Regions from separate parts of the Homo sapiens genome. Here region 1 is linked to region 2. A link is a loop called in an ENCODE intact Hi-C map of the cell type or tissue named here. Cell type or tissue: heart right ventricle. All regions are shown on one strand. Links, peaks and the distances in the headings refer to the core of each region. The heading gives the core; the rest is flanking DNA. Region 1 overlaps PDZD2 (PDZ domain containing 2). Region 2 overlaps PDZD2 (PDZ domain containing 2).

Region 1 (15,437 bases), core at 5,459-9,458, 120 kb after region 2:
CTCATATACTTTTCTAAAATGAAACCACAAATCTGGTTATATCTCTCTCTTGCTTAAAAAAAATTAAACCACCAATAACCAAAACCCATTACCTATGTGACAGAAGTCAAACTCCATGTGCACTCTGCCCCAAACTACACCTGTACACTAACTCCCAGCCCCACCACTGCACACACCCTGCACTGCGCACACCCTCCACACCAGCCCTCCTTGCCTGTTGCATCAACATACCACCTGCATGTTTACCTTCAGGATTCCACAGGACTGGGCTTGTGTAAATGACTTCTATCACCCCCAATTCCACCTAGTGAATTCTGCCATCCTTTAACGTTATTTATGTAGCTGTCCCTAGGAAAATTGTGAATCTCTTTTTTTTTTTTTTTTTTTTGAGATGGAGTCTTGCTGGTCGCCCAGGCTGGAGTGCAGTGGCGCAATCTCGGCTCCCTGCAAGCTCCACCTCCCGGATCACGCCATTCTCCTGCCTCAGCCTCCCGAGTAGCTGGGACTACAGGCGCCCGCCACCACGCCCGGCTAACTTTTTGTATTTTTAGTAGAGACGGGGTTTCACCATGTTAGCCAGGATGGTCTCGATCTCCTGACCTCGTGATCCGCCTGCCTCGGCCTCCCAAAGTGCTGGGATTGCAGGTGTGAGCCACCGCGCCCGGCCAAAAATTGGGAATCTCTTGAAGCCAAAAACAGAACCTGTTCAGTTTGTATTTTTAGCAATTTGTGGTAATGCCTGGCACGGGGTAGTGGGCACTCAGTAAATATTTAGGGAATGAATTGGCCTCAGTTTGGTATGCCTGTTCTCATCTCCTTGGCAGCTTCACGTGTTCGTTTTTATTAGTGTCCATGATTAATCTGTATTGTATTTTCTTGCCCACTTTGGCTGTGTTTCTGTCTTGCTGTGCTGGAATAAGCACTCCTGAACTGGAGCCATTCACTGCTTTAGTTGTGTCTTCGCTAGAGGATTGAAGACGTCGCCAGTTTCTGGTGGCTTTACTGTACCCCTTAGAAGCCCTGAGAAGCAAGCTCACTTTTCCAGAGTCAATAGTCCAGAGTCAAGCCTCCAGCCCTCTTCTGAAGAGTTGACTTAATGGGTTTATGGAACTGCATGAAATGGGAGAAGCAGCATTGGTAGAAAGTTTGCAGAGTGGGAGTTCTACCCTTGGAGCCTGGGGACGAGCTCAATAGTCACTGGAGGGGAAGGCGGCAGGAAAAGTCAAGCACGTGAGAGTGGGGTGGGGGGTGGAGTCGGCACAGGAATCTATCCATGGGCTGTGGGATTCTGCGCCTTAAGGATGCCGGGGGGGCTTCAGCCTCTGCCTTTGCTTGTGTTCCAAAGTTAAGTTCACAAGGCAGTTCAAACACCTTGTGCTTTTTCTTGTGGTTCTGAGAATGTTTAAATATGGAGGTTTTGCCAGAAGGAGGAGTAAGTTTATTTTTGATATTTCATCAACGAACATTAAAGTAGAGCATTTTTATTCGAAGTCAAAGAAAAGCGAAAGCCAGTGTCTATAGAGAAATAATGATGAGCACATTTCTGCCCTCTGGGATAGAAATAAAGACAGGTAGATCCACTTTTATTGCTGCGAATCTCAGAAGTTTAAATTTGCATGTCTGTCTTAGACATTTCCTTTTAATATACAGCTCCAAGCACAGAAGCACACATATAACAGGATGTTTTCAAGAGGCTGGTTACAAAAACCCACCCCAAACCGGCTTCAGCAGGAAGGATATTCAGTGGTTCCGCGGTGTCCTCAGGGTCCCAATCTCATTTTCCCTCTCACTCTGTGATCCCCAGGATTAAGCTTCATTTAGGCTGGAGCAGGGTAGCAGCAGCAGTTCCAGGCGTGTCACTGAGAGCTGATAACATCCAGAGGAAGAAGAGAGACTATCACATCTCAGCACTTTGTCTTAGGAGCAAGGCAACATTCTCCAGAAGATTCTAGAAGGCGTCACCTCATGTCTCATTTCCCAGTGTTGGGTCACCTGCTCATTCCTGAAACCCTGCTGCAAGGGGAGGATGTCACTTACACCACCGATCAGTTAGGCCCTTCTTTAAAGCTGAGGCCCCTGATGGGTGGAGGAGGATGGTTGAATCCTTACACAAAAACTGGGATTCAGGCTGAGCCCAGTGGCTCACACCTGTAATCCCAGCACTTTGGGAGACTGAAGTGGGCAGATCACTTGAGGTCAGGAGTTCAAGGCCAGCCTGGCCAACGTGGTAAAACCCTGTCTCTACTAAAAATACAAAAATTAGCTGGGTGTGGTGGTGCACGTCTGTAATCCCAGCTACTCATGAGGCTGAGGCAGGAGAATCGCTTGAACCCAGGAGTTGGAGGTTGCAGTGAGCTGAGATTGTGCCACTGCACTCCAGCCTGGGCGACAGAGCCAGACTCCATCTCAAAAAAGCAACAACAACAACAAACAAAAACCCAGGCTTCTGTTAGGGGGTAAAAAGGGAGGAAGTGGTGGGTATACAGTGCACAGTGTTCTCCATAGGCCATTGTGAGCATCTCTTAGAAGTGGTCGCCAACTCTATACTTCAATGTGTTAGCTGCTTAAATTCATTCAAATAAAGTCTTACCCAGAAGCATAAGCAAATGAAACTAATAGAATCAGAGCAGCTGTGTTTAAATGCTGTACGTAGTCCTAGGATCATGATTTGAAAATCACTGGTGGATTACTTCTTGTAATTACTTCAAACATTTTTCTATTTCTGACCTTTTCTTTCTGTTCCTGATCTTCTTTCATCCTTATAACACAGTTGTATAATGTGAGACAGACGTCTCATTTTGTCAGTGCCTATTTCAGGAGGTCAGTTGGCCAGAGGGGACTACTATTTACAGGGTTTGGGCGAATAGAGGCATTTAGGGAAGGCAGCTGGGCTGTGAGGAGCAGATTTGGGCATATGAGACCAGAGCCTGAGATAACAGGGGGGCCAGGAAGAGAAGTTCCTCCAAGTCAGGTGATGAGCTGTGATCCCAGGTCTGACTCATTCACTCTATGCCGGCACAGTGTGGGTGGCCGTGGCCCATGGGTGCTATCTGCATTCAGGAAGAAGTGAAAGGCCTGTTGAGGCAGGGTAGGGGTGCCGGCTGGGATTCCATATGTCACAAAGGCAGACAGACATGCAGGTCACAGACTCTGAGAGCTTCATTTTGGGGTGGGGTAGAGTAGGGTTGCCATATAAAATACCAGACAGTTTAATTTGAATTTCAGATAAACAATGAATAATATTTTAGTATAAATATGTCCCAACTATTACATGGGACATACCTACATTAAGATATACTACAATATTTGGAGCATACTTATATTAAAACATTATTTCTTGTTTTCAGAAATTCATTTTTAACTGGGAGCTATACATTCTTATTTGCTGAATCTTACAACCCTACATGGGTGGGAAATGAGGAGTCTCCGGAGACATTAGGATGTTAAAATTAACCTTCTTCCTGTGGTCCCAGTCTCAGTCATGCAGGAGTTGGCACCTCTTGTTCTAATTGATCAATAGTTTCCAGGACCATGTTATACCAGTTACCCAAAACACTCATTACAAGTACAGGTATCTGCTCGCTACCACCACCCCCAGGTCTTGGGAATCAGAATCTCTAAGGATTGGATCTGGATCTAGCGTATCTTTAAGAAGCCCAGATGATTCTGGGGTTCAGGCTGGCTTGGAAAGACCACTTTAGATTTTTTTTTTTTTTTTTTTTTTTTGAGAAAGAGTGTTGCGCTATCACCCAGGCTGGAGTGAAGTGGCACGATCTCGGCTTACCACAATCTCTGCCTCCCAGGTTCAAGCAACTCTCCTGCCTCAGCCTCCCGAGTAGCTGTGATTACAGGTGCCCGCCACCACACCCGGGTAATTTTTGTATTTTTAGTAGAGACGGGGTTTCACCATGTTGGCCAGGCTGCTTTTGAACTCCTGATCTCAAGTGATCAGCCTGCCTCAGCCCCACAAAGTGCTGGGATTACAGGCGTGAGCCACCGTGCCTGGCCACCACTTTAAATTTTAAGTTCCCAAAGGTGAGGACTTTTATTTAAAGTTGGTTTAAACTTTATTTTAGATGAAGTTGGTTTAAACTTTATTTTAGATAAAGTTGGTTTAAACTTGATTTATTGCACTCAATAAATATTTGCTGGATGAATGAATGATTTCTGCCTGAGGAGTCATTCCTCACTGGCTTAACCAGTGTTTATCTTGTGGAACTTGGGAACACCAGAAGCATGCACGCGTCTTTCTTTCCATTTTTTTTTCTGGTCTTAAGACTCGTGGGAAAGGACTTGGGTGGAAGGTGTCATGGAGAGAGCCTTGGAGAACACGGGAGGGAAGGATGAGGACAGGACTGGGCAGGAGAGCACCTGAGCTTGCCAGGCAGGGGGCTAGAGCATCCGCATCGGGGAAGGAGGCCAAGTTTTTAATCACCTCCTCAGGCGAGAAGACTTGAGATTTCAAGTTGAGAACAAGTCTTCGGTTATTTTCACATAGTTTCTTTAGTGTCTCACTTGGCACAGTCTGCGTGCTCAGCATCACAAAGAGATTGATACTGAACTTGGAGTCGTCCAACCAGGGTGCTTAAAGTATGTTGGAAATGCTTCAGTGGAACCTGGTGGGTGGCAGGTAATGGCCATTTTGCTAATCTTGGTAATTCCCCAGATCGGCAGCGTGCCTGAGAGTGTCTATTTCCTATAGCACCTCCCTCTGAGGCCTCAGCAATGGAAACATTAGACTCCTGTCCTAAATGTACCCAACCGTCTACATTTCCCCTGTGGAGATGTGCCCTTGTGCCTATGTTGTCTCTAATACAAAGAAGTTTTATTTTTTTCCCGCTTCCAATTTCCTGGAGAAAGGCTTTGCTTAATGGATGAGAACCTGCCTTCCAATCTGCAGGGAGTTTTTGCCGAGTGACGTCATGGACACATAGTGCTCTGACTGTCACTGAGTCTCCGGTCCCCTCTCAATCTGTTCCCTCATCTGTGGCACTGGGACGCTGCCACAGGGCCTCAGGGCTCTGGGAAATGCAGGAGCTGTCTGGAAATTCAGAGCATAAGGCTCCTCGGTAGGGCTCCAGGTCAAGAGTGGAAAAAAGAACATGAAATCCCGGCTTTGCTTGTGACTTTAGTTCTGTCCCTCCCGTCCTCACCTCCTGCAGGCATTCACAGACACCATTCTGAGCGCATCAAAACTGCCTGTGAGTGCCCCACATGGCCACTTTGCTAGCTCCTGTAGTTACACTAAATCCAGAGGTGTCCTCGGGACCTGGGGCAATAGTGAGGTCCCTTCTTCGCAGCCCCGAACTTAGACATAAGGAAGTCAAGTTTTTATTTTGAGAATTAAACTAGTAAATACAACATACAGGGTTGGATAGCCAGTCTCCAAGTTTCCAAGGTAAGACATTGTCCTTGAATGCACGTAGAAAACAAACATCAAATCACAGTGATCTTGTGGAGGATGGACTGAAATCGGATTGTGCTTGTAATTCAGAGATCAGAAATCATTACTTATTGATGTCATAATGTGCACTTTGGAGAAAGTGGGTATGAATAGAAGGGGGGTGGTCAGTGCAAAACAGGGACAAAAACTCTAAGAGTAAGAAGTTAGTGATGCCTGAGGCTAGGCGTGGTGGCTCACGCCTGTAATCCCAGCACTTTGGGAGACCAAGGCAGGTGGATCACGAGGTCAGGAGTTCAAGACCAGCCTGGCCAATATGGTGAAACCCTGTCTCTACTAAAAATACAAAAATTAGCCAGGCGTGGTGGCACATGCCTGTAATCCCAGCTACTCGGGAGGCTGAGGCAGAAGAATCGCTTGAACCCGGGAGGTGGAGGTTGCAGTGAGCCGAGATTGCACCACTGCACTCCAGCTTGGGCGACACAGCGAGATGCCGTCTCAAAAAAAAAAAAGGTAGTCATGACTTTTCTAATGTTTTCTAGTAGTGGGGAGTCTTGGCTAAGTAGACAATTTCCTTTGCAAAGCCTCAACTACAGTGTGGGAGAGGGAGTGCCTGAAGCTACCTGAGCTAGAGCCCTTCCTGTACTCACCTGGGTCTCCTTAGTCCAAGTTTGCCTTTGCAGCATCCTGCCTTCAGGGTAAGCATGCATTGATTACGTGGATGCAAACATCCTGCCCACTTAGTAATTGTCTTTCCAATTGAAAATGAATGAATGAGCTTTCTTGCTGGTAACTGTATGTTTACACATGAGAAATAGATGCCCTTGCAATGTGCTGACAGAATTCATGTTTCCGAGCCTTAGAACCTGAAGACATGGATGGTAGGAAGTTCACCAAGGTCAGGGTCACCTTGTGGCACCTCCCTGGCAGTGACCTTTCCCAGCCCATATATATATGTCATATATATTATATATTTATATATATAAATATATATTTCCCATATATATGTCATATATATTATATATATATACATACATATATAAATATATTGAGACAGGGTCTCACTCTGTCACCCAGGCTGGAGTGCGGTGGTATGAGCATATCTCTCACTGCAGCCTTAAACTACTGGGCTCAAGAGATCCTGCCATGTCAGCCTCCCGGGTAGCTGGAACCACAGGTGTGCAGCACCAGACCCAGCTAATTTTTCAATCTTTTCTAGACACAGGGTCTCGCCATGTTGCCCCGGCTGCTCTTGAATTCCTGGGCTCAAGTGATCCTCCTGCCTCAGCCTCCCAAAGTGCTAGGATTACAGGCATGAGCTACTGCACCCTGCCCAGCCCTGTCTTTTAACTGTGCACATGCCCCTACCACAGCAGGATCTAGAGTGACGGTGGATCCAACCTCATCATTTCCCCAGACCTCGCCCCAAGGTTCGGTGGTTTTCGTCCTAGTTCCTCTCCATTTATGCTATCTCACGTCTTCTTACAGTCGCTCCACATCACTTCTCTCCCACCCTATTAAGGGCCATGATGGCACATGAGTAGCAAAGGGGTCATGGAGGGACTCGGGGTTAGTATATTCGCCTACCTCCTCCGAAATCTTTCCTTCTGAATTCTGAGTTCCTGACTGAAAGAGGTCAGCTGAGGATTCTTGTTCCTCTCACTCCCATGGACTTTGACTTTCCTTCTCATTGTCTGAGGCCTTTCCCACAGCAAGGCCTGGGAAATGGGGGAGCTTCTCAGTTGACATAAGGTTGAACCTTTGTGCTCCGTGATCTTTTGGTTTCCTCTGAGAATTCATTCTCTGCATCAGGCACTCCAGCCCTAGCTCCTGCAAGCAAGCAGGCGAGCAGTCCAGGGAAGGGAGAGGGTGGAGCTCAGTCTCCGCACAGTTTAGGCTCTTGCCAAATTCAAGAGGCTGTGGGGCCTCAGTGGAAACCCCAGATTTCCTATTGTACCCCACCCCCCAGGCAAGTTCTTCCCCACTTCTTGAAACCTTGGTTCTATTGCTGTTCCAAAGAGCTTTTATTCAGTAGGATATATTTCTTCTTGTATTCTGGAAAAGCTGGGATAAGGTTATAAGCACATAAATATAAAACCACCCCTGGGGCTCCTCTCCTCCTTTGTCTTGGCAGATACTCAAAGTCTGATAAAGCAATTTAGCCTATCTCCTCTGCAGTTCAAAACTTCCATGGTTGTGTATATGCTTCCTAATGAGGCCAGCTACTTCATCCCTGCCTCGCTAACTTAGCTCCAAGATTTGGGGGGGTGTAGGGGGAATGCCAGAGCTGGAAAGAAACTTAGTAAAACCACCTCATTTGGCAGGTAAGGAAACTGAGGCTCAGAGATTTTACATGACTTGCCTGGGGCCGTACAGCTAGCTAGTGGCAGAGTGTATTACTGGCTCTTATAAATATTTGAATCATTGTTAATTAATGATGAGGTCAGATCCTGAGTAGTTACATGCTAAGAATTTAAATACAGTAAATAGATTATGTACTCAAAAGTCTAAACACCAGAAGCATCTAACAGCACACTTGGTATGAAAGGATTTGTAAAATATCTATCCTGTTTTTAAAAAAAATCACTCTGGTGTAATTAAAGAATATGTGATAATGCTATATGTGGATGATGTGATCTACTGGGTTGTGAATGAGTGGGTTGGTAGTATCATGGCTGCCCGATCCATACCACATGGACAGGATGATCAGAAGGTAATGGGCAGTCACAGTGACCTCATGGCTCTCTTGCTGCTAACACAGAAGCCCTGACTGTTCTCAGTCAATTACCTATTCAGTAGATAGCAACTGTTTCAAAGCATTGAACTGCCATTGTACAAATATGCACATTGCCTCGTAAATGCCCTCTTTCCTCAATTAGTATGCTCTTTTAGAATTGAGATATCTAAACTCTAGAAATATTATTAACCCAGAACTGGCCAAATCCTGACATCCTGAGTAAACAGTCTTAAACCGCAGAGCTCACAGTTGAAGCCACAGCAAATATATTTTAGAAGTAGGTAGGGAACAGAAATAACTTCTAATATTCATTAGGGTTTTTTGGCCTTCAATATTCATGAGTCTACCTGCAATTTCTACTCATTCCCATTTTTATATGGACAGATAGTCCATAGGACATATAATATCTTCAGGTAATAGAGTCTCAAAATAGCTGCCAGGTTATCCTTTTCCATTTCATTCATTTTTTTTTTCTTTTTCCTATTCTTCAAAGGTCATCAAACCCAGAAATTGAAGGATCTTGGGCCTGCCTTGATGTTCATTTCTCTCATCTATAAAATTGAAGGCTGGAGGAGGTAATCCCTGAGGTTCCTTCTAGGTTCTTACCTTCTATAATTTATTAATATATGGAAACACCTCTCTCATCCCCTAAAACCTCAGCATTGACCTTGGAAAGCCTCACTTCTCAGAATCCATCCTATGCTCCCAAGTGCACCTTCCATGGGTCTTTACGCATTTTATTGTTGCTGTTTATTTTATGGTCTCTTTCTCCAGTGGACCGCAGCCTCCACAGGCTGTTCATCTTTTCTTTTCTAGCCTAGCGCAGTGCCTGGCAGAATCAACCCTTGTTGCATAAAAGGATAGATCAAATTCTCTGCCTCATACGCACAGCCCTTCATCTAGTGTAGAGTCAGCCATGTAGGCAGATACAAATTAGCTCTCCCAGGCCGGGCGCCGTGGTTCATGCCTATAATCCCAGCACTTTGGGAGGCCAAGGCGGGTGGATCACCTGAGGTCAGGAGTTCCAGACCAGCCCGGCCAATATGGTGAAACCCTCTCTCTACTAAAAATACAAAAATTAGCTGGGCATGATAGTGGGTGCCTGTAATCCCAGCTACTCAGGAGGCTGAGGCAGGAGAATTGATTGAACCCAGGAGGTGGAGGTTGCAGTGAGCTGATATCGTGCCATTGTACTCCAGCCTGGGCAACAAGAGTAAAACTTCGTCTCAAAAATAAAAAAGGCCGGGCACAGTGGCTCACGCCTGTAATCCCAGCACTTTGGGAGGCCAAGGCGGGCGGATCACGAGTTCAGGAGATCGAGACCATCCTGGCTAACATGGTGAAACCCCGTCTCTACTAAAAATACAAAAAATTAGCCGGGTGTGGTGGCGGGCGCCTGTAGTCCCAGCTGCTCGGGGAAGCTGAGGCAGGAGAATGGCGTGAACCTGGGAGGCGGAGAGTGCAGTGAGCCGAGATCGTGCCACTGCACTCCAGCCTGGGTGACAAAGTGAGACTCTGTCTCAAAATAAATAAATAAATTAAATAAATAAAATAAAATTAGCTCTCCCAAAACCTAAGCTGACTTAAGGGAGTCTCAGTAGTTTGTATTTGCACTGTTTCTCAATCAGTTGTATGTTTGTGTGAGACACCTGGGACTGCACAACTATGCTAATGTATCACTGGTTAAGTTTATGTGTGCTTTCACCTTTTTAAGGGGCAGACACATGCTCTGTATTTTTTGGCAACCCTCAAATCGAGGCAGGAACTCAGTAATAACTGCTAACTGGAAAAGTAGCAGGACTGAAGTTGAAGGACTCAGGATTATGTTCAGGGCCTTGAATCTGAGGGTGAAAAGTGAATGAAAGCAATATATTCACTAAGGATTTTATTCAGCTATAACAGAATATCTAATTAACAGGGCTTAGACAAGATAGGTGCCTGTTTTTCTCTCATGTAATAAGAAGTCTGGAGGTAGGATGTCTGGGGCTGGTATAGCTGCTCAAGGTCACAAGATGGTTGCTAAAGCTCCAGCCATCACATATGCATTCTAAGCAAGAAAAAGGAAAAAGAGACCCTATATGAAAGGAGCCTCCCTGGATGCCTCTCCCAAAAACTTCATGAGCCAGGACTGTATCTTATGTCCACTCCTCTCTGAAGGTGCATTAAGAAATGGCTTTTTGGCTGGGCACTTGCTCCTCGAACATAGGTGGGTTTCTGTTAGTAAGGAAAAAGCGAGCAGGATACTCTGTAGGGAACTAGAATTCTCTGCCACAGTCCCCTTCTTTGGTTACTGAGACATACCCTTCTTTCCATTCAAGGCATAGGCCAAGGGAGGTGGCACCCAAGCCTCATCCAGGTAGCATTTCCAGACTAGAGCCCCAGACTTCTGGGTGTTATGTGGTCTTCTCCATCAGTGCTAGATAGGGCTCCTTGTGAGCAATCTTTGGTACCCCCAAAATACAATACTGGAAAAGGTATAAAATAAGTACAATAAAAACTTCCGGGCTGGGCGTGGTGGCTCATGCCTATAACGCCAGCACTTTGGGAGGCCGAGGCATCCGAGTCAGGAGTTTGAGACCAGCCTGGCCAACGTGGTGAAACCCCATCTCTACTAAAAATACAAAACTAGCCGGGTGTGGTGGCGGGCGCCTGTAATCCCAGCTGCTTGGGAGGCTGAGGCAAGAAAATCACTTGAACCTGGAAGGTGGAGGTTGCAGTGAGCTGAGATTGCACCACTGCATTCCAGTGTGGGCAACAAGAGCGAAACTCCTTCTCCAAACAACAAAAAAAAATTCCATTTATAAAAGAAGAGATGGAAAATATCGTGGTCACTGTCCATAGCTATGACCAAATCCTTCTGGCCAAGAATAGCAAGGGTCCTCACTCTGGCCACCCCTTGCTCTGGTGGAAGGAACTCCTTGTTTATGGCCTTCCATGGCCCTTGCCTCTTACTGGGAGGTCTTTTTTGTTTGTTTGTTTGTTTGAGATGGAGTCTCGCTCTGTCACCAGGCTGGAGTGCAGTGGTGCAATCTCGGCTCACTGCAACCTCCACCTCCTGAGTCTCCTGCCTCAGCCTCCCGAGTAGCTAGGACTACAGGCACCCGCCACCATGCCCAGCTAATTTTTGTATTTTTAGTAGAGACAGGGTTTCACCACGTTGGCCAGGATTGTCTCAGTCTCTTGACCTCAGGTGATCCTCCCACCTCGGCCTCCCAAAGTGCTGGGATTACAGGCGTGAGCCACCGCTCCTGGCCCCGGGAGGTCATTCTTCATTCACTGTCCACCATGGCCACTTTTGTGATGGGCACAGGAAGGACACCTTTTCTGGGGGCTGAACATTTTTTGAAGCCTTACTTGTTGGTGTCAGTTGCAGGTGAGAAAGAGGGAGAGGAAGAGTTGCAAGGTTGCTGTAGAGATTTAAGCATCCCAGGCTGTTGTGGACCAGGGCTGGAGTTTTTTTTAAGGTATCTAGTCTGTGTGTTTCTGGTCAATTCCTTATGATTTGAATCCTTTACTTTTTAACTTAGAATCCGCACCTATCTCTCTAATTTTTTTTTTTTTTTTTTTTTTTTTGAGACAGAGTCTCGCTCTTTCGCTCAGGCCGGACTGCAGTGGCACGATCTCGGCTCACTGCAAGCTCCGCCTCCTGGGTTCATGCCATTCTCCTGCCTCAGCCTCCTGAATAGCTGGGATTACAGGCACCCACCACCGCACCCAGCTAATTTTTTGTATTTTTAGTAGAGACGGGATTTCACCGTGTTAGCCAAGATGGTCTTGATCTCCTGACCTCGTGATCCGCCCGCGTCGGCCTCCCAAAGTGCTGGGATTACAGGCATGAGCCACCGCGCCCAGCCTGAATTTTAACTTAATGTATGCTACTTAATGTATGCTGCTGAGAACAGTTGAAACCGTGGTTTCTGCTGGGTAATCACATTTTTGCCAGCAGACTTACAAACTCCGGCTAGTAGGACACCACTTATCTGCTTCTGATAAAGCTGATTTTTGTAACCCTGCAAGGGTCCATAATGTGGGCTTCCCAGGCAATTTAGATTGCAGACTCAATGTCAAGAGGGCCTTTCTAAGCAAAGTGATAGTTCTCTTTATCTCTGATTGCTTACTGAGTTGGGGAGCTGTAGACTTTGCTGAGAGTGAAAAAGCACCTATTGGCCAGGCGCAGTGGCTCACGCCTGTAATCCCAGCACTTTGGGAGGCCGACGCGGGCAGATCACCTGAGGTCAGGAGTTCGAGACCAGCCTGACCAACATGGAGAAACCCCGCCTCTACTAAAAATACAAAATTAGCCAAGTGTGGTGGCGCATGCCTGTAATCCCAGCTACTTGGGAGGCTAAGGCAGGAGAATTGCTTGAACCCAAGAGGTGGAGGCTATGGTGAGCCGAGATCGTGCCATTGCACTCCAGCCTGGGCAACAAGAGAGAAACTCCGTCTCAAAAAAAAAAAAAAAAAAAAAAAAGGTTAAAAAAGAAAAAGCACCTACCAATATTCTAAATTTTTCTTACCATTTTTCCTAGCTCCACAACCTCAGTCAACATGTAAATGACTTTGCAACATTCAGCAGTAGGCAATTTGACCAGATACTTCACATTGAACAGCTAGGGTCAACACTTTCCAGTCCGCAACTTTCAAGTCCTTAACGTCTGCTTCCTGACCCCTCCTGCTCATCCAATTCCACATTATAGGTTCTGTTACTTTCAGTTCCCCCAACTTCCAGGCACTGAATTCTGTGTTTGGGGTGTAATTCAGATAATTGGTTGGACTGGTAAAAATCCACATAACAGCGACTTAACGACACAGGGGTTTATTTTTCCTCTAATTTCTGCTCTTCCCTAAAGGAATGTTGGTGTAACCCTACCCAACAATTTCCACTTTCATCCCATTGGCCAGAACTATGTTGTATAGCTATCCATACCTGCAAGAGAGACTGCATTTTAGTTTAATTCATTGCCACTCCCAACAAAATAAAGGAAGAGAGAATGAATATCAGGTAGAGAGCCACACGCTTCTGACACAAACTACATGTTTATCATATGAGGCCCATCCGTGGCTGAGGAGCAGGGACCACCAGGCTGGGTGCTGGCCTGGTTAAGTCAGGTATAGTTCAGGGGGGCAAGGTCATCAGAAGCAGGCAGGCAGCAGGCTGATGTACAAGGAGCAAGGCCAAGTCCAATGGGTCTGGGTTCTAGTTCTGGCTCTGTTACTTATGAACTGTGAGACCTTGGGTATGTTAGTTCGCCACTTTGATTCTATTATTATGGTTTGTTTTGTTTTGTTTTTTTAGACAGAGTCTCACTCTGTGGCCCAGGCTGGAGTGCAGTGGCACAGTCTCAGCTCACTGCAACCTCTGCCTCCGGAGTTCAAGCAATTCTCATGCCCCAGCCTCCCGAAGAAGCTGGGATTACAGGTGCATGCCACCATGCCCAGCTAATTTTGTATTTTAGTGGAGACGGGGTTTCACCGTGTTGCCCAGGCTGATCTCGAGTTTCTGACCTCAGGTGATCCGCCCACCTCAGCTTCCCAAAGTGCTGGGATTACAGGCATGAGCCACTGCACCCAACCTTTGATTCCATTATTTATCTGGGCCTATAAAAGGGGGAATACTAACAGTGTCTCCCTGCAGCACCACTGTAGCAGTTAAATAAGGTAATCCATGGAAGGTGCTTATTTAATTTAATTTTATTATTATTATTATATTTGAGACAGACTCTCATTCTGTCTTGCCCAGGCTGGAGTGCAGTGGTGTGATCTCAGGTCACTGCAGCCTCCACCTCCCCGGTTCAAGCAATTCTCCTGCCTCAGCCTCCCTAGTAGCTGGGATTACAGGTGTGCGCCTCCACAACCAGCTAATTTTGTATTTTTAGTAGAGATGGGGTTTCACCATGTTGGCCAGGCTGCTCTCGAACTCCTGACCTCAGGTGATCCGCCCACCTTGGCCTCCCAAAGTGCTGGGATTACAGGCGTGAGCCACTGGGGCCCGGCCAAAGGTGCTTATTTAGAACAGTGTCTCACACACAGTTATGCTCAGAAAACATTAGCCAATGTTGATAAAATAGGGCCAGACATCCTTGTTTTATAAGGTGGTTGTGAGGATTGTGGGGTGGGGGGTGGGGGAACAGAAGAAGAAAACAAGGAAGCTCCTAGCAGAGTGGGGGCACTTCCCCCTCATTTCTTCTGTAGCTACATCTTTCCTCTTTCATCCTCGGGCAGCCAGGCAAGTCTTTACCCCAGGGCCTTTGCACCTGCAGTTCCCTCTGCCCAGAACAACCTTCCCACAGATATTCTTGTGGCTCAGTGTCTCACTTCATTCAGGACTTGTTATTGAGCAAGAGAGGCTGACTGCCCCATGCACTAGAAAAGCTTTATAATGGCTGGATGCAGTGGCTCATACCTGTAATCCCAGCACTTTGGGAGGCTGAGGCGGGCGAATCACTTGAGATCAGGAGTTCGAGACCAGCCTGGCCAACATGACAAAACCCCATCTCTACTAAAAATACAAAAAATTAGCTGGGCATGGTGGCCTGCGCCTGTAAGCGCAGCTACTTGGGAGACTGAGGCTGAGAATCGCTTGAAACCGGGAGGCGGAGGTTGCAGTGAGCCCAGATCGCGCCATTGCACTCCAGCATGGGCAACAGAGTGAAACTGTCTCAAAAAATTTTTAAAAAGCTTTATATTGAAAGTTGAAGGAAACGGGAGGTCTGGAAAGTCCCTTGGGCACGCACAGTTGTCTCTTCGTGCTAACTCATGGGTCATGTGTGCAAATTTGGGCGGAGTTAGTATGAAATGTGGAAATTCAGGCTGTGATTTCAGCGTGCTCATTCTGTGCAAACTCCAGGTGGCCATATTAGTTTGAAGCAATTTCAGCCAGTTCTTACAGCTCATGTGCAGGGAGTTTTAGTTTTCAGCAAGTTACTAATTTAAAAAAAAAATCTGTCATCCTACCAACACAAAAATTTCTGTTATTGGTTTCTTTAATTCTTTGGGGCACAATTTCAATCTCTCAAATGTCACCTTCTCGCTATCCTCTGACATTACCATAGTTACCATCACAGTACTGTCACCATCTGACGTCATAGTGTTTTGCATTTGTTTAATAATTCACCATCTTCAGAACACAGGCTTCAAGAAGCTTTCTGGGACATTGTTTTGTTCAGGACCCAGCACATGATAGACACTCAATCAACATTTGTTGAATGAATTAATAGTAGATATTTAATCATAGTTGGTTTCTTTCTTTCTTTTTTTTTTTTTTTTTTTTTTGAGATGGAGGAGTCTTGCTCTGTCGCC
Region 2 (15,437 bases), core at 5,336-9,335:
TCATGGGAAAGCTGTTGATGTAGCCTATCTGGCCTTTTCAGCAAGGTGTTTGGATGGTCCTGTGCAATGTCTTTGAGGGCAAGATGGTGCTATGTGGACTGGACAGTAGCAGCATGTGGTGATTTGCAGCTGACCCTTGAATGCCTGGACAGTGGATGGCGGACAGGTGTTCATCCAGAGAGAAAGTTCCAGAGTGAGTCCTGCACAGCTCTACCGTTGGCTTTATCCTGCTCCTGTTCAACATTTTTATCAACGATTTGAATACAGACGTGGATGACATATTTATCCCATTTGCTTATGACCCAGATCTGGGAAACACAGTGACCTCATTTCACACCAGAATCAGAATCTAAATAGGCTTACAGGAAAGGCCAAGCCTTGCAAAAGTCAGCCAAGGGGCTCAAGTGAAGGTCCTGCACTTGAATCTGAAAAAAACCACCTGCATTTTTTATGGGATGGTCAGGAGCCTGTTTTAACAGCAGCCTTTGTGTAAAACATGGAGGCAGGTCATGAGACCGTGTGATCCATGTGCATCAGCACTGGGATGTGACTCTGAAATAAGAGCAAATTCCAGGTTTGAGGAGGCCAGGGACAGAGTGTTGACCTCGGCGCTAGTCCTGCACATCTTGACTATTGTGTGCTGCTCCCGGCAACACCCGCAAAGGAGGCATTAGTAGAAGAGATGTACAGGAAAGATAATAGCTGCCTTCCAAGTCCTACTCTTTCCAGCCCATACCCCTAGGAACCATCGCTTTATCTGCTTCTTTGCCAATACTCTAACCGTCCTATCTTTTTTCCTTTAGTTGCCCCCACCCAACAAATTCTCTACACAAAATAAGTTCAACCACTGGCATTTTCTGCCCCTATGTGCTAGCTGCTAAGCATTTCTATGAAAGAAAAAATAATCACCCAGCTGTTTGGATTGGTGCAATCGCAGAATAATGGTCTCTAAGCTCATCAGATCCACAGGCTGGCAGACAGGTGGACGGACAGTCTTCAGGGCCCCAGTCACCCCAGGGTCTATTCTAACTCTTCCCCTCCCCTTCAAACTTTGACCTCCCTGTCTCCTCCCTCCCTCTCAGCAAGGAATCTTCATATTTTCTTCACAGAGGATGATCAGCGGAAACTCCGTTCATCCTGTTCCCTCACTTACAAAGGATCTATTTCCACCTCCAGCCTGCGCTCTTTCCTTCCTGCTTCTGAGAAAATTTCCCTCCTTTTATCAAAGATTTCCCCAGGAGCTCAGGAGCGTGTCTCCTCTCTTGCCTGTAACGATCATATTTGATCAGTATACTTTCTTTTCTGCCGTTAACCTCTCTGTGTCTGTGTTTCCTCTCCACCATGTTTAAACCTCCCCCTTCTTTAACTAATACCTCTTTGTCTTTATATCCTTAACAACCCCATGATTTGAAAATTTGGTCTATGTGGGCTGTTTTCACTTTTTTTTTTTTTTGAGACGGAGTCTCACTCTGTCGCCCAGGCTGGAGTGCAGTGGCGCAGTCTCGTCTCACTGCAACCTCTGCCTCCTGGGTTCAAGCGATTCTCCTGTCCCAGCCTCCTGAGTAGCTGGGATTACAGGCACACGCCACCACGCCCAGCTAAGTTTTTGTATCTTTAGTAGAGACGGGGTTTCACCATGTTGGCCAGGCTGGTCTTGAATTCCTGACCTCGTGATCCGCCCGCCTCATCATCCCAAAGTGCTGGGATTACAGGCGTGAGCCACCACGCCTGGCCTGTTTTCACTTCTTAAATCTCTCATTAATTCCACAATGGATGGTGTAGTTTGATTTTGCTCCCAGTTCTTCCTTGAAATGCCCTCGCCGTGTTCACCCGTGGTCCTCTTCCCCTGCCTCCCAGTGAATCTTTTCCATACTGACTTTGGTTGGCACTGCTCTTTTATGAAACTCTATTCTCCTGGCTTCTCTGACACCACTTCTCAGACACTGCTTTTCTCCTACCTCTTTAAATAATACTTAATCTCAGTCTCTCTGAGCTCCTCTCCATGGAGCCCTTTAATTTACTTTTGCAAAACCTTTATTCTCCCTCTACTTTTTTGATTGGTTTCATACTTTGCCTCTTAAACAAAGGTTCTCATCTCACCCTCTGGCAATTTGAGCCACATCTTCAACTTCAGTCACCACCTATGTACTGATCACTTCCAGATCTGTACCTTTAGACCCAACCCTCCTCCTGAGCACTGACTCACACATCCAAGTGTCTACCCGCCATCTCCATCTGGTTGACCCTCAGCTACTCCAGAGTAACAATGTCCCAAGCCAAGCTCACCATTTTCCCCATATAAACCTCTTCCTCTGCTCCCCAGCTTGGTCAGTGTCACCCCCACTCAACTAGCCCCCGAGACAAGACACTCAGACTCATCCCTCACCTCTCTATGGCTCTGTATACTTGTACATGGGGAGTTTGCAACCACTATCCATTGGATAAACTATTTCAGTGGCTTTTCTTGTATAGGACTGCTAAGACTTATTCTCATTTCTGGTCTGGAAGCCAGAATAAGGGCCAAAGCATTGAAGTTAAGGGAAAGACATACAGCCCTATGCTGGGCAAATTTTTCTATCTGTTGTACCTGTCTCCAACTGGTGTGGAGTGCCTTGGGAGGTTGTAAGTTTCCTTTTCCTGCGGCAGAGGTTGGAGGACCGATGTTACAAGATTGAGCTGGGTGGCTTCAAATGCTGATACCAACTTTGAGGTTTAATTCAGCAGCTAATAAGCCCATCCTGCATACTTTGTCGACATCATTTCATTTAAGCTCCCTAATAGATTATTAGCCCTATCGAATTGAGAAGAACCAAAAGCTCAGAGGATCAGGTAATTTTCCTAAGGTGACCCAGCTGGGTAGTCAGACTTTTAAAGGAGACCTGGTGTCCCCACAGTCCACTGTTTTTGGTAAGCCACTGCTTTCCACTTGGTGTTACAGACAAATTTCAATTCAATAGATTGGAATCATCTGCATATCCTCATTGGCACAATTCAACCTTTAGGGATAATAGAAAGGAGCAATTCTTTGATTCATAGATTAAATAAATTTGGAGCCCAAGTTCTCCTTAAATATGTCCCCATATCTATTGGCATGTTATTCTTCCTCTCCATTTCTATGGATACTTTATTGTTATAACAAGTAATTCTTTTAAAAATTTTTTTATAAAAAAATTTTTTAGAGATGGGGTCTGTGTTAGTCCATTCTCACACTGCTATGAAGAAATACCTGAGATTGGGTAATTTATAAAGGAAAGAGGTTTAATTGACTCTCAGTTCCGCATGGCTGGGAAGGCCTCAGGAAATTTACAATCAAGGCAGAAGGGGAAGCAAACATGTCCTTCTTCACAAGGTGGCAGGAGAGAGAAGTGCCGAGCAAAGAGGGGAAAGCCCCTTATAAAACTAACAGCTCTTGAGAGAACTCACTCACTATCATGAGAACAGCAGCATGGGGGTAACTGCTGCCATGATTAAATTACCTCCCACTGAGTCCCTCCCATGACACATGGGGATTATGGGAACTACAATTCAAGATGAGATTTGGGTGGGGACAAAGCTAAACCATATCAGAGTCTCTGCTGCCCAGGCTGGAGTGCAATGGTGTGATTATAGCTCACTACAGCTTTAAACTCTTGAGCTCAAGCAGTCCTCCCCCCTCAGCCTCCTGAGTAGCTTAGACTAACTACAGGCATGTGTCACTATGCCCAGTGAATTTTTTGTTTTGTTTTGTTTTGTGGAGATGGGGTCTTGCTATATTGTCCAGCCTGGTCTTGAACTCCTGGCCTCAAATGATCATCCCACCTTGACCTCCCAAAGTGCTGGGATAACAGGCATGAGCCACTGTGACGGGCCTATAAGAAGTAATTCTTGTATCCAAGTGCAATTTTCTTCATAAGCCACCACCTCCAGTTTGCAGAGGCTTGGAAAGAAACAAATGAGAAAGGGTTAGCTCTTCCATTTGCTTAGTATGGCTTTTAATTAAATGCAGGTCCTGGCTTCGGAGGTTCTGAGCTGCTGCTAAAATAGCAGCCTGTTGTGTGGCTCATGCTGAGGAGGTCAGTCCTGGGTTTTATTTTACAAACTCAACAGAAAAGATGTCATACATTACAGGGGAATTGGCTTGAGGTATAGGAAGAATATGTAAGCAAATATTTACCTTATTTTAACTTTTGCCTCTGACACATTGTCCCGGTAGGAAGCAGAGGACTGATTAAAACAGCAGATACGCATCAAAACAGGGAGGAATCAGCTTGGGACAGTCACCAGGTGGGAGGAAAGGAGTCCAAGGGGACAGCCGAGCCAAGAATCTGAAACCCAAGCTGTAGAGACTCAACTTGCAGATAACCTGTGAGTGGTTATTTTTATAGCACCCATTAGCTGACACTCTTGAAACACTAAGGAGAACTTATCCTCTCTTCTCCTCTTACACGCTCTAAAGTATGTGATCACTTTTCCATCTTGCACCTGATCCTAACTTTGTTACGTGACTATTCAGAGAGTTTCTTAGCCTTTGGGCTTGAGGATTAGGGACAGTTTGAGTAAATGAAATCCAGCAATAATCCCCAAGGCTAAAGATAGATAGAAATAAGTAGTTCCTCCCTTGGTTTTTTTTTTTTTTCTTTTTTTTTCATCAGAGATATTCAGGGGCAAAAAGGTAAATGTCGTAACTGTACAAGGTGCAGGCAGGGGAAGATGATGGGAGAGTGAAAAGACTCCTGGGTGGCCCAGACACCAACACTCTCAGCTGTAGTCCAGACACGTCATCCTGGGTGAGGTAGCTGGCCTCTTGAGGTCCTAGTTTCCTCACCCTTAGAAGGAAGCAGTTGCAGTTAATAATTCCTAAAGTCGGCTGGGCGTGGTGGCTCACCTCTATAATCCTAGCACTTTAGGAGTCTGAGGTGGGCAGATCACCTGAGGTTAGGAGTTCGTGACCAGCCTGGCCAACATGGTGAAACCCCGTCTCTACTAAAAATACAAAAATTAGCTGGGCGTGGTGGTGCATGCCTATAATCCCAGCTATTTGGGAGTCTGAGGAAGGAGAATCACTTGAACCCGGGAGGCAGAGGTTGCAGTGGGCTGACATCACGCCATTGCACTCTAGCCTGGGCGACAAGGATGAAACTCCATCTCAAATAAATAAATAAATAAATAATTCCTAAAGCCTCTTTTATCTGTAAAAGAAGAAAACGTCCTGACACACAGTTGGAGCTCCAGAATCCACATGCTGCCTGTCTTAGTCCTTTTGGGCCACTATAACAAAAATTCCATAAACTCAGTGGCTTATAAATAAAATACAAAATAAAATTTATTTCTTGCAGCTCCAGAGGCTGGAAAGTCTGAGATCAAGGCACCAGCAGATTTGGAGTCTGGGATGGGTTTGCTCCCAGGCAGGGATGGTGCCTTCTAGCTGCATCCTCACATGGGGCAAGAGGCAAGGCAGCTCTCTTGGATCCCCTTTCTTTTTTTGAGACGGAGTCTGGCTCTGTAGCCCAGGATGGAGTGCAGTGGCGCAATCTCAGCTCACTGCATGCTCCGCCTCCCAGGTTCACGCCATTCTCCTGCCTCAGCCTCCCGGGTAGCTGGGACTACAGGCGCCCACCACCACGCCCAGCTAATTTTTTTGCATTTTTAGTAGAGACGGGGTTTCACCGTGTTAGCCAGGATGGTCTTGATCTCCTGACCTTGTGATCCACCCGCTGTGGCCTCCCAAAGTGCTGGGATTACAGGTGTGAGCCACCTCACCTGGCCAAGGCCCCACCTTCTAATGCTATCACTATGGAGGTTAGGATTTCAGCATATGAATTTGGGGTTGCAGGGTGGGACACGGACATTCAGGCCACGGCACCACCTCTCACATGAAAACAATCATCCCTTTCCTGCCCCTCACTACTAAAGATCCATTCACGTCCACAATGCCTTGGACCTCACTTTCTGTCTTAGATGAACAAATTGATCTAAATTAAGCTACCCATAAAAAATATCCTGTTTCTGTTAGGAATAAGTTCCATTAATAGTAAAAGACTTGCAAGGCATGAAAAATTCAGTTTCCCTTCCACTGATGATGATTTCTTCCTCCAACTTTAGAGATTGTCTATTCTAATCTTGTATGTTATAAATGAACAAATCTCAACCCAGAGAGCTGAGGTGGCTTTCTAAGGGTCACACAGTGAAGACCGTTTGGTAGGACTTTTCCCCACTGCCCCAAATGGCAAGATACAGGTACTTGGCATTCAGTGTTTAAAAGGTAATTATAGAACTACTTTTAAACAGGAGGTTGTTTTACCTTGGCATTTTTTTAAGAAAAAAAAATAAACAAGTGTACTAGATTTGTCCTTTTAAGCCAGTTTAAGAAGCGTGCCTTCTCTGTGCTGTTGAAATTGGCAGGCCCACATCTTGCAGACAGACTGTTCTGGTCTACTTGGTTAGTTGTTATCCCAAATGCAAATCTGACTCACGGGTGAGATCATGAGAAATCTGGGCTATTTTTCTTGATGACTTTTTCTTTCCTCTTCCAATTTTCTTTTGCGGTATTTGGCTCCGTGTGATACCCATGCTGGGGAACAGAACCTTGAAAGGGTTGTTCCTAGGATGGTCACTGCTGTCGTATGAATCACAAGACAGCTGGGGCAGGCTTGGCCCTGAACCGTTTGTGGCTTTGGTGTGGAAGTTTAGGGTGTGTGTGTGTGTGTGTGTGTATGCGGGCACAAGTGTGTGCTTGCACATGTATCTGTGTGTGAGTGTGATGGCGTATGGCAAAGTAAGAAGATTACTGCTTACTAGGATTTGAGCCCTTTTTCTAACCAATGGACTATTTTTATTCAACAAATGTTCACTTAATATCCAGCTTTTACTAGGCGGTGATGATATAGAGGGGTCTCTTACTGTCTAGAGAACATTATCTACAATTGAATAAGTAAATATTACCTAGCCTGTGTATTAGGGTAATGATAGTTGCTATTGCTGTGACAATTAAACCTCCAAGTTTTGTTTTGTTTTGTTTTTTTGAGATGGGGGTCTTGCTGTGTTGCCTAGGCTGGTCTTGAACTCCTGGTCTCAAGCAGTCCTCCCACCTCAGCCTCCTGAGTAGTCAGGATTACCGACACGCACCACCGCACCCAGCTGAAACCTCCAAGTTTTAACGGCTTAACATAACAAAAAATCATTTCTCTCTCACAAACAGCCTAGTGCAGGGCTCAAATCCCAGGAAGCAGAAATCTTATACAGGCCAGGGCCATCACACTCATACACAGACACATGCGCATGCATGCATACACACACACACACACACACACACACAGGCGCATGCATGCGTACACACACATACACACACACAGAAATACATGCACACACACACTAAATTTCTACACCAAAGCCACAAATGGTTCACAGCCAAACCTGCCCCGGCTGTCTTGTGATTCATACGACGGCAGAGACCATCCTAGGAACAACCGTTTCAAGGTTCTGTTCCCCAGCATGGGTGTCATACAGAGCCGAAAACCACAAAAGAAAATTGGAAGAGGAAAGAAAAAGTCCTCAAGAAAAATAGCCCAGATTTCTCATGATCTCACTCATCCTTGGTCAGCAGGTGGCTCTCCTCCACATGGTGATTCAGGGACTCAGATTCTCTCCATCTTGTGTCCCCACCAATGTCCTAGGGCTGCGAGTACTCTGCCCCCAACTGGTGGAAGGGAGGAGATGGTGGCGAGAAGGTGCATCTACTTCTGAAGTGCCTTGGGTTGGAGTGAAACACCTCACGTCCTCTCACATCTCATTAGCAAGAACTAACCAAATAGCCCTGCTCAGATGCAAAGGGAGCTGGAAAAGGTAGCCCGCAAGGAGTCTACACTATGAAGGGGGAATATATGGAATTGTGGTGTTTGCCTGCTATTTCTGCTACTGTCTGATAAGTACTTTACTGCAGGGGGTGCACTTGGGATACCACCCAGGCGGGTAAGAGAGGCACCTAACCTGGATTTGGTGCGGGGAGTCATCACACATTGTTCCTTATTTCCCCTCTTCTCCTCCTGAGCTTGATTTCACCTCTCCAGCCTGCCTCTTCCCCGTGTGTATCTCTCACACCATTGCACCTGCTCTTTCCTGTCCCTGGAATTTTTCTCCCACTTCACCTTGCCCTTCCTGTGGCTAGTGCAGTATTCCATCAGGGACAAGCGTGGAAAGCATTCCCCCAAGAAGCCTTTCCTGGACCCACAAATTCAGCTTGTGTTCTGGTCTTTTATGGAGGCAAAGAAAGGCGATTTTTATTTATTGGGGTTTGAAAGCTGATACGGTTTGGCTCTGTGTCCCCACCCAAATCTCATCTCAAATCGTAATCCCTATGTGTCCAGGGAGGTACCTGGGGGCAGGTGATTGGATCATGGGGGCGGTTTCCCCCATGCTGTTCTTGTGATAGTGAGGGAGTTCTCATGAGATCCGATGGTTTAAAAGTGTTTGGAAGTTCCCCCTCCCCCCCCTCCCTTTCCTGCTGCCTTGTGAAAAGGTTCCTGCTTGCTCTTCACCTTCTGCCATGATTGTAAGTTTCCTGAGGCCTTCCCAGCCACGCGGAACTGTGAACTAATTAAAGCTGTTCTCTTTATAAATTGCCCAGTCTCAGGTAGTTCTTTGTATCAGTGTGAAAAAAGACTAATCCAAGAGCCCATGAAAAGGCATGTCTGCTAATCAGATGGAAGTTTTACACACATAAACTTCAGCCTCTAGAGAAAAGAGAGGCAGGGGAGCCATAAGGTGATAGGGAAGTGAGGACGGGACCTCATTCATTCACACGTTCAATTTTCCAATAGCTTAGAGGGGAGAACTCCAGCCCTTTGGAGGTGGAGAGGCAGCGTGGGCTCCCAGATCACATCAGTTCAGGAACCTACATTTCTACAAGTGGGTTTTATGAGTTGTTTCTGAGGGTTTATTTCTAGGGAATAAATGGTACAAATTTTCAAATGCCAGTTGAGGAGTGGGACATCGAGATCGAGGCAGGGCCCTTCCTAGGGAAACATCCTCTTTGACCAGGGAGGAGAAGGACATGGTTATCCAGCCAGCCTCAGTCTTGGAGCAGAAGGTGGAGGGAAAGTAGACTCCTCTAGGGTCAGAACAATCATGGAATGCATCTTCCAGTTCCAACAGCCCCAGGATCTTGTAAAGGAGCATGGGGTTTTAATTTTTAAATACGAGAAATGAGCATATTTCTCCTGCAGCCGAGCTTATCTCCTTATTAAAAAAATATTTTCTTACTAATTATTTCTGATGATCTCAAGGGAAAGCGCCTTTTGCGATTATTTTGACAAGTTCATACATGCAAGGGGCTTGCTGATCCTGCATTTACAAGGCGATGGTTGCTTCTACTGTTTAGGTTACCATTAGAGTTCCCTAAAAATAGAACCATGAGCTGGGTGCTCAGAAACAAACTTGGCAGAATGGTTTAGGAAGGGGACTGAGCTAACCCCATTGGGACAGAATACAGTCGGTTTCTCTTATTCTACGCTCCAGTCTGAAAGCATGGTTTTCTGAGGCCACGCGCTGGGCCTGTATACCATAAGAGAGTAATTTCACTGTGAGCGTAATGATAAATGCAGAAACTGAAGGCAAAATATCCAAGATATGGGGTCCGTCTTTAAGATCAGATAGACCAGTTCTTGATTAGCAGCCATTCAGGAACCCTCAGACTCTCAGCCTGTGGGTGGTCCTCAGTGTTTCTTGTGACTTCTTAGCCCAAGCCCAAACATTCACTCATTCACCAAATATTGATAGAGTACCTGCTGTGTGCCAGCCAGGCGCGGTGGCTCACGCCTGTAATCCCAGCACTTTGGGAGGCCGAGGTGGGCGGATCACGAGGTCAGGAGATCGAGACCATCCTGGCTAACACGGTGAAACCCCGTCTCTACTAAAAATACAAAAAACTAGCTGGGCGTGGTGGTGGGCGCCTGTAGTCCCAGCTACTCAGGAGGCTGAGGCAGGAGAATGGCTTGAACCCAGGAGACGGAGCTTGCAGTGAGCTGAGATCGCGCCACTGCACTCTAACCTGAGTGACAGAGCAAGACTCCGTCTCAAAAAAAAAAAAAAAAAAAAAAGAGTACCTGCTGCCTGCTGTGTGCCTGGTCCCCTTCTTCTAGACACTAGGGATACAGGGGTGAGTGAGACACTCAAAACGCCTAGCCTACTCAGCACCCACATTCTAGGAGGTGGGAGGACAGACACGAAACAGAAACCAGAGAATGTGCAATAAAACTTCAGGTGGAACTAGGTGCTTCCGGAAGAAAAATGAGGCAGGTTAAGGGACTACGGAGGGATGGAGGGGACCTTGCTGGATAGTGGGGGCTGGGAAGGCTGCTCTGAGAAAGTGACAATGAGGAGAGGCCTGAGCTATAAGAATGAATCAGGCAGGCACAGATTCCAGGGCAGGAGGGCCACCAAGAAGGAACAGCCAGTGCAAGGGCCCTGAGCAGGGAAAGCAGCAGTGCCCACGGTGATGGAATGGGACGTGCCTTTACCTGGACTCCCCTTCATTGCAGCGATCCTGCCCCTCAACAGCTCACTCCTGAAGGCGTAGTCATGGGCTCCCTGACCCCTGCTCACCAGAAGGCAGGAGGCAGTGGGGCAATGTTGCTGGGCCCTGCTCAGGAAGGTAGAGGGGAAGTCTGCAGAGAACAAACTGCCTTTTTTTTTTCCTTTTTTTTTTTTTTTTTTTTTTTTGAGATGGAATCTCGATCTCTCGCCCAGGCTGGAGTGCAGTGGCGTGATTTCGGCTCACTGCAACCTCCATCTCCTGAGTTCAAGCGATTCTCCTGCCTCAGCCTCCCAAGTAGCTGGGACTACAGGCGCCCACCACTACGCCCGGCTACTTTTTGTATTTTTAGTAAAGACGGGGGTTTCACCATATTGGCCAGGCTGGTCTTGAACTCCTGACTTTGTGATCTGCCCACCTCTGCCTTCCAAAGTACTGGGATTACAGGCGTGGGCCGCTGCACTTGGCCCAAACTGCCTTTTTTCATTGTGTTGGTGAATGCGTGCAGAGATGGAGGTCTGCTTTCCAATCTTACAGGAATTTGCTTTTCGGTGAAAAGGAAGGAATTGATGAACACAAACAGCCTTGTGGCCCCTGTTCAGAGAAAGCCAATGGAAGTTGGTGGAAGACCAAACCACTCCTTTCTGTTCCTTAGAACCACGGGGCTGCCCACCACCGGGCAAGTGTCTGGCTTGTGAGAGTGTTCTGACTTTTCTGCAGAGAACTTCAGGTCTCATTGTCCCATAGAGCAACTTTGACCATTGCCCAAATAAATCCTTGGATCTGGCTGGTTAACAGCAGCTCTGTTGCTAATAAATCCTTTGAAATCTTTTGCCTTGTGTTTTTCATGACATATTTGCATGTCAGGATCATTTGGGTTTTGGAGTTGCGGTCTCCTGCTGTTCCTAACGTCATAAACGGATAGTAATAACCCAGGAGGGGATTATGTTTTGGGGTTGCAAGTAGATGAGCTTTAAAAACATTAATCTTATTTGTGGGCAAATATGGCTAATGATAGACTAGGGAAAACAAAATAATTCAAAATCTGCAATGAATGCTTGGTTATTTCCAAAGGGCCTGCTTTTTAATGAAGTGCAGTAAATAATGAAGAATAAGAGGGGAAAAAATGTAGAAACAGCATCCCAGGAGTTTCTTGGTGGTGTTGTTTTTGTTGTTTTAATAAAAATTAAAATAGACAAACCAAGGCAAGGGAGTAGCATTGACCTCCACTCCCAAGTGGGGCTGGGGCTGGACCTCAGGGCTGGATCCTATCTGTGGGTCACTGGTAAAAGCAAACCTCCATTACTGGGGTTCTCTGCGATGGGTGACTTTGCCCCAGGGGACACTGGCAATGTCTGGAGACATTTTTGGTGTCCCTGGGGGTGCTAAACATCTAACAGTGCACAGGACGTCCTCTCTTAACAAATAATTATCCAGGCCATGCGTGTTGCTTTATGCCTGTAATCCCACCTGTCTGGGAGACCCAGGAGGGAGGAACACTTGAGGCCAGGACCAGCCTGGGCAGCATAGCAAGACCACCTCTACAAAAAAATTTTAAAAATTAGGCAGGGGTAGTTGCATGCATCTGTAGTCCCAGCCACTTGGGAGGCTGAGGCAGGAGGATCACTGGAGCCCAGGAGTTTGAGGCTGCAGTGAGCTATGATTGTGCCTCTACGCTCCAGCCTGGGTGACAGAGTGAGACCCTGTCTCAAAAAAAAAAAAAAAAAAAAAATAAGATCTATCCAGCCCCTAATGTCAATGGTAGGGAGAAACTCTGCTTCCTGGCTGCCCCCTGTCCTGGCCTCATCTCCCGTGTGGATTGGCTCTTGCCACACTTTCCTGGGAGTTATTTCATCTCAAAGTGAAGCCTGCAAGGGGCCTTAACATTATCTAATACTAAGTTTTACTGATAGGACTTGCAGGACTTCACATAGATTGAATGGCTTTCCAAAGTTCACAGTAACAGAGGTGGGATCAATCAACAGGAAAAATTATTAGGAGCATTTGTAAAAGAAGAGGCTTTACAGGCTTTTTACATTCTACTCTTGGATGCTTACTTTGCTGATGCTTACAAGAACTGTTTGTTGAGTGTCTGTTACCATCTATCTGCTCTGCTACCATCTATCACCCGAAGAAACATGAAGGCTGTCTTAAATGGGCCGTAAAATAATAATAATAGTAATAATAATGTTGAGAACATTTGCTGAGTGTTTACTCTGAGCCAGGACTATACTAAACCTTTTAATAAATCCTGGATCTCATTAAATCCTCTCCACGACCCTGCAAGCAGGCACTATTAATGTTCCCATTTTACAGGTGATAAAACTGAAACGCAAGGAGCTTAGGAAGCAGCGGGTGAGGAATCTGAGCCTTGCTCTTCTGGATTGCAGAGCGGGCACTCCTAACTGCTAAGCTCACCCCTTTTCCTCCCTGATGCTTAGCAATTCAGTTGTTCCTGTAGTTAGGAGGCATTGTTTTCAGGGTGTTTGAACCTAAACTCAAGGAGAAGAAATGTACATACATCCTTCTGGCTCACACTGCTCAGGCCATCAGTGGGGTTTTTGCCAGTGTTTTGGTTGCTGCTGGTTTTGGATTTTTCAGTCATATCAGGACTTTAGTTTGACTTCCACAAATACTTTTGGTGAAGATTTACTGTGCCCAGGAGGTAGCTAAACATTGGGGGTTCAGCACTGAGCAAAATACTTGTCTTAGTTTGCGTTTATTTTATTTTATTTTATTTTATGAGATGGAGTCTCGCCCTGTCGCCCAGGCTGGAGTGCAGTGGCGCGATCTCAGCTCACTGCAACCTCCGCCTCCCGGGTTCAAACGATGCTCCTGCCTCAGCCTCCCGAGTAGCTGGGATTACAGGCACCCGCCACCACGCCCGGCTAATTTTTTAAATGTATTTTTTAGTAGAGACGGGGTTTCACCATGTTGGTCATGCTGGTGTCGAATTCCTGACCTCGTGATCCGCCCGCCTCAGCCTCCCAAAGTGCTGGGATTACAGACGTGAGCCACCGCGCCCGGCCAGTTTGCGTTTCTTTTAAAGCAGACCTTGAGATGAGGATTTGGGGTAGGAAGTTTGCTTGGGTACAGAAATGAGGAGGAAGAGGGAGGTAACAGAAAAGGGAGAGAGCTGACAAAGGGTGTGCTCATGAGGCAACTGCGGTGACAGCCAGGGCTCAAGCCCTCTGTGGATCGCTAAGAGTCTATGTGGAACACATCTCAGAATTGCCCCACCAAGACCCCTGGACTCAGGGTTACCTATCAACTCCCACCCTTATTCCTTCATTGGGTGCAGGTTGCTTTTGGGGGCACGATTCCTTGGTACCTCCCAGGCCTGAGAGCACCCCCAGGGAGAGAGGCAGAACTGTCCTTAGGTGATCCAGGCAGGGTGGCTTGGGAGCTAGGACCACGATGTCTGCTACAATCCATTCCTACTCTCGAGGAACTCTCAGTCCTGTGGGCCAGGAGGATTCACAGAAGTCAGTCACAGTACAGTCAGACAATGGGAAGATAAGTGCAAGGAATGGAGTACAACCAAAAAGAGATGATGATTTCATCAGGGGCATTAAGGAGGGCTTTCCAGAGGAGGTGACATAGAAAGGGTAAGAGCAGATTGAAAATAGTTCCCTGTTATCAACGTCTTCCTTATTCTCACTGCTAGGGCATAGTGTGTGTAACGCTGTGTCCATGGTTGCTGGCATTTGTTGTCTGAGAGCTTTGAAGGCTTCTTTTCCTGTGCAATGTCATGTCAGGACACTCCTGTGGTCAGCATCAGGACTGGGAGCTGGCGTGCTGTGCTCATAGCAGCGGCACAACCTCTAAGCCATTGTCCTTGAAGTTGTGTCTCGAAGAGCCTGGTGCCAGTCCCACGGCCCCCCACATGCACTAGTGCGGCCCTCCTTCACATTCAGATCATGGTTGCTCCTGCTGTGAAATCTTGGGCAAGTGGCCAGCCTGGCTGAGCCTGAGTTTCCTGATGACTATCCAAGGCCAGGCACCCGCGGCCTCCACTAATGCTTCTCAATGCAAAATTCGAGAAACCAGAAAGCCTGCATGCAGATCACATGGAGAGCTCGTTCAACACCGATTCCTGGGGCCCACCCCTGCAAAGGCTCTGAGTCTGTAGTTATGCGGTCAGGTCTGAAGCTTTGCATTTAAAGGGCTTGCCTCTCTGCTGAAGCTGCTGGTCTGCAGTCCTCACCTGGAGGGGTGGAGCTCTAGGACCTCTCCTCAGTTCTCTCCTGGATGTTTTCACCTAGATCAGGGGATTCTCAGCATTAGCAATTCTGATGCCTGAGGATGGATAATTGTTGTGGGAGCTGCCCATGGACAGTAGGAGGTTTAGCAGCATCCTTGACCTCTACCCACTAGGTGCCATTAGCACCTCCCAATAGTGATGACCAAAAATGTCTCCAGACATTGCCAGGCATACCCTAGGAGGCAAAATCACTCCACCTCGAGAACGACTGTCCTAGATGTTCTGGAATACTGCTTCTCAGACTTGAATGTATGTAGGAATCACCTGGGGGTCTTGTTAAAATGCAGATTCCAATCGGTAAGTCTGGGGAGGGGCCTGAGAGTCTGCATTTCTGTTGCCCTCCTCGCCAAAGCTGCTACAGCCAATTGGTGGGTCACCCTCTGAGGAGCAGCAATCTACACTCCAGTGGGTGGTATGCTTTGGCTGGACCCAAAGGCTCAAAGGTGTACCTGCCAGTGTGGGATTTGGCCAGTCCCTCTAGTTCCCTCTGATTCCCCCAGGCTAATGGAATCCATGGCTGCTGCTTCTCTTCCCCTGCCAACCCCACCTCCAGCCCAGGGCCTCCTGCCCCACTTGTCCAGGGAGAAGCTAGCCTTCCTTTCAAAAGCGACAGGAAGTCAGTGTTCCTTCAGGGTGCATAAGGATCTCTCGGGCCCTCTCAGTACC

The links. Hi-C counts contacts between places; a loop is a spot of excess contacts. Peaks named below come from ENCODE experiments on the same cell type or tissue, not always from the same donor. Only the 100,000 strongest peaks of a DNase experiment are listed, where the experiment ranks them.
Region 1: it touches region 2 in a loop (3-fold over the local background); 2 of 110 quality-filtered maps call a loop at or near these places.

Annotation. Positions count from the first base shown.
Region 1 is chr5:31,779,006-31,794,442 of GRCh38, forward strand. The region is part of intron 1 of PDZD2 (PDZ domain containing 2); the gene reads left to right. Among named protein-coding and RNA genes, the nearest start is that of PDZD2, 150 kb to the left of the region's middle. RefSeq lists a silencer at 1,120-1,399. In heart right ventricle, for the core only: no CTCF peak of the experiment used is centred there; a DNase peak (open chromatin) is centred at 7,170; H3K27ac peaks cover 3,767 bases.
Region 2 is chr5:31,657,185-31,672,621 of GRCh38, forward strand. All of the region lies in intron 1 of PDZD2 (PDZ domain containing 2), which reads left to right. Among named protein-coding and RNA genes, the nearest start is that of PDZD2, 26 kb to the left of the region's middle. In heart right ventricle, for the core only: a CTCF peak has its summit at 7,666 (motif pointing left); DNase peaks (open chromatin) are centred at 6,422 and 6,630; H3K27ac peaks cover 787 bases.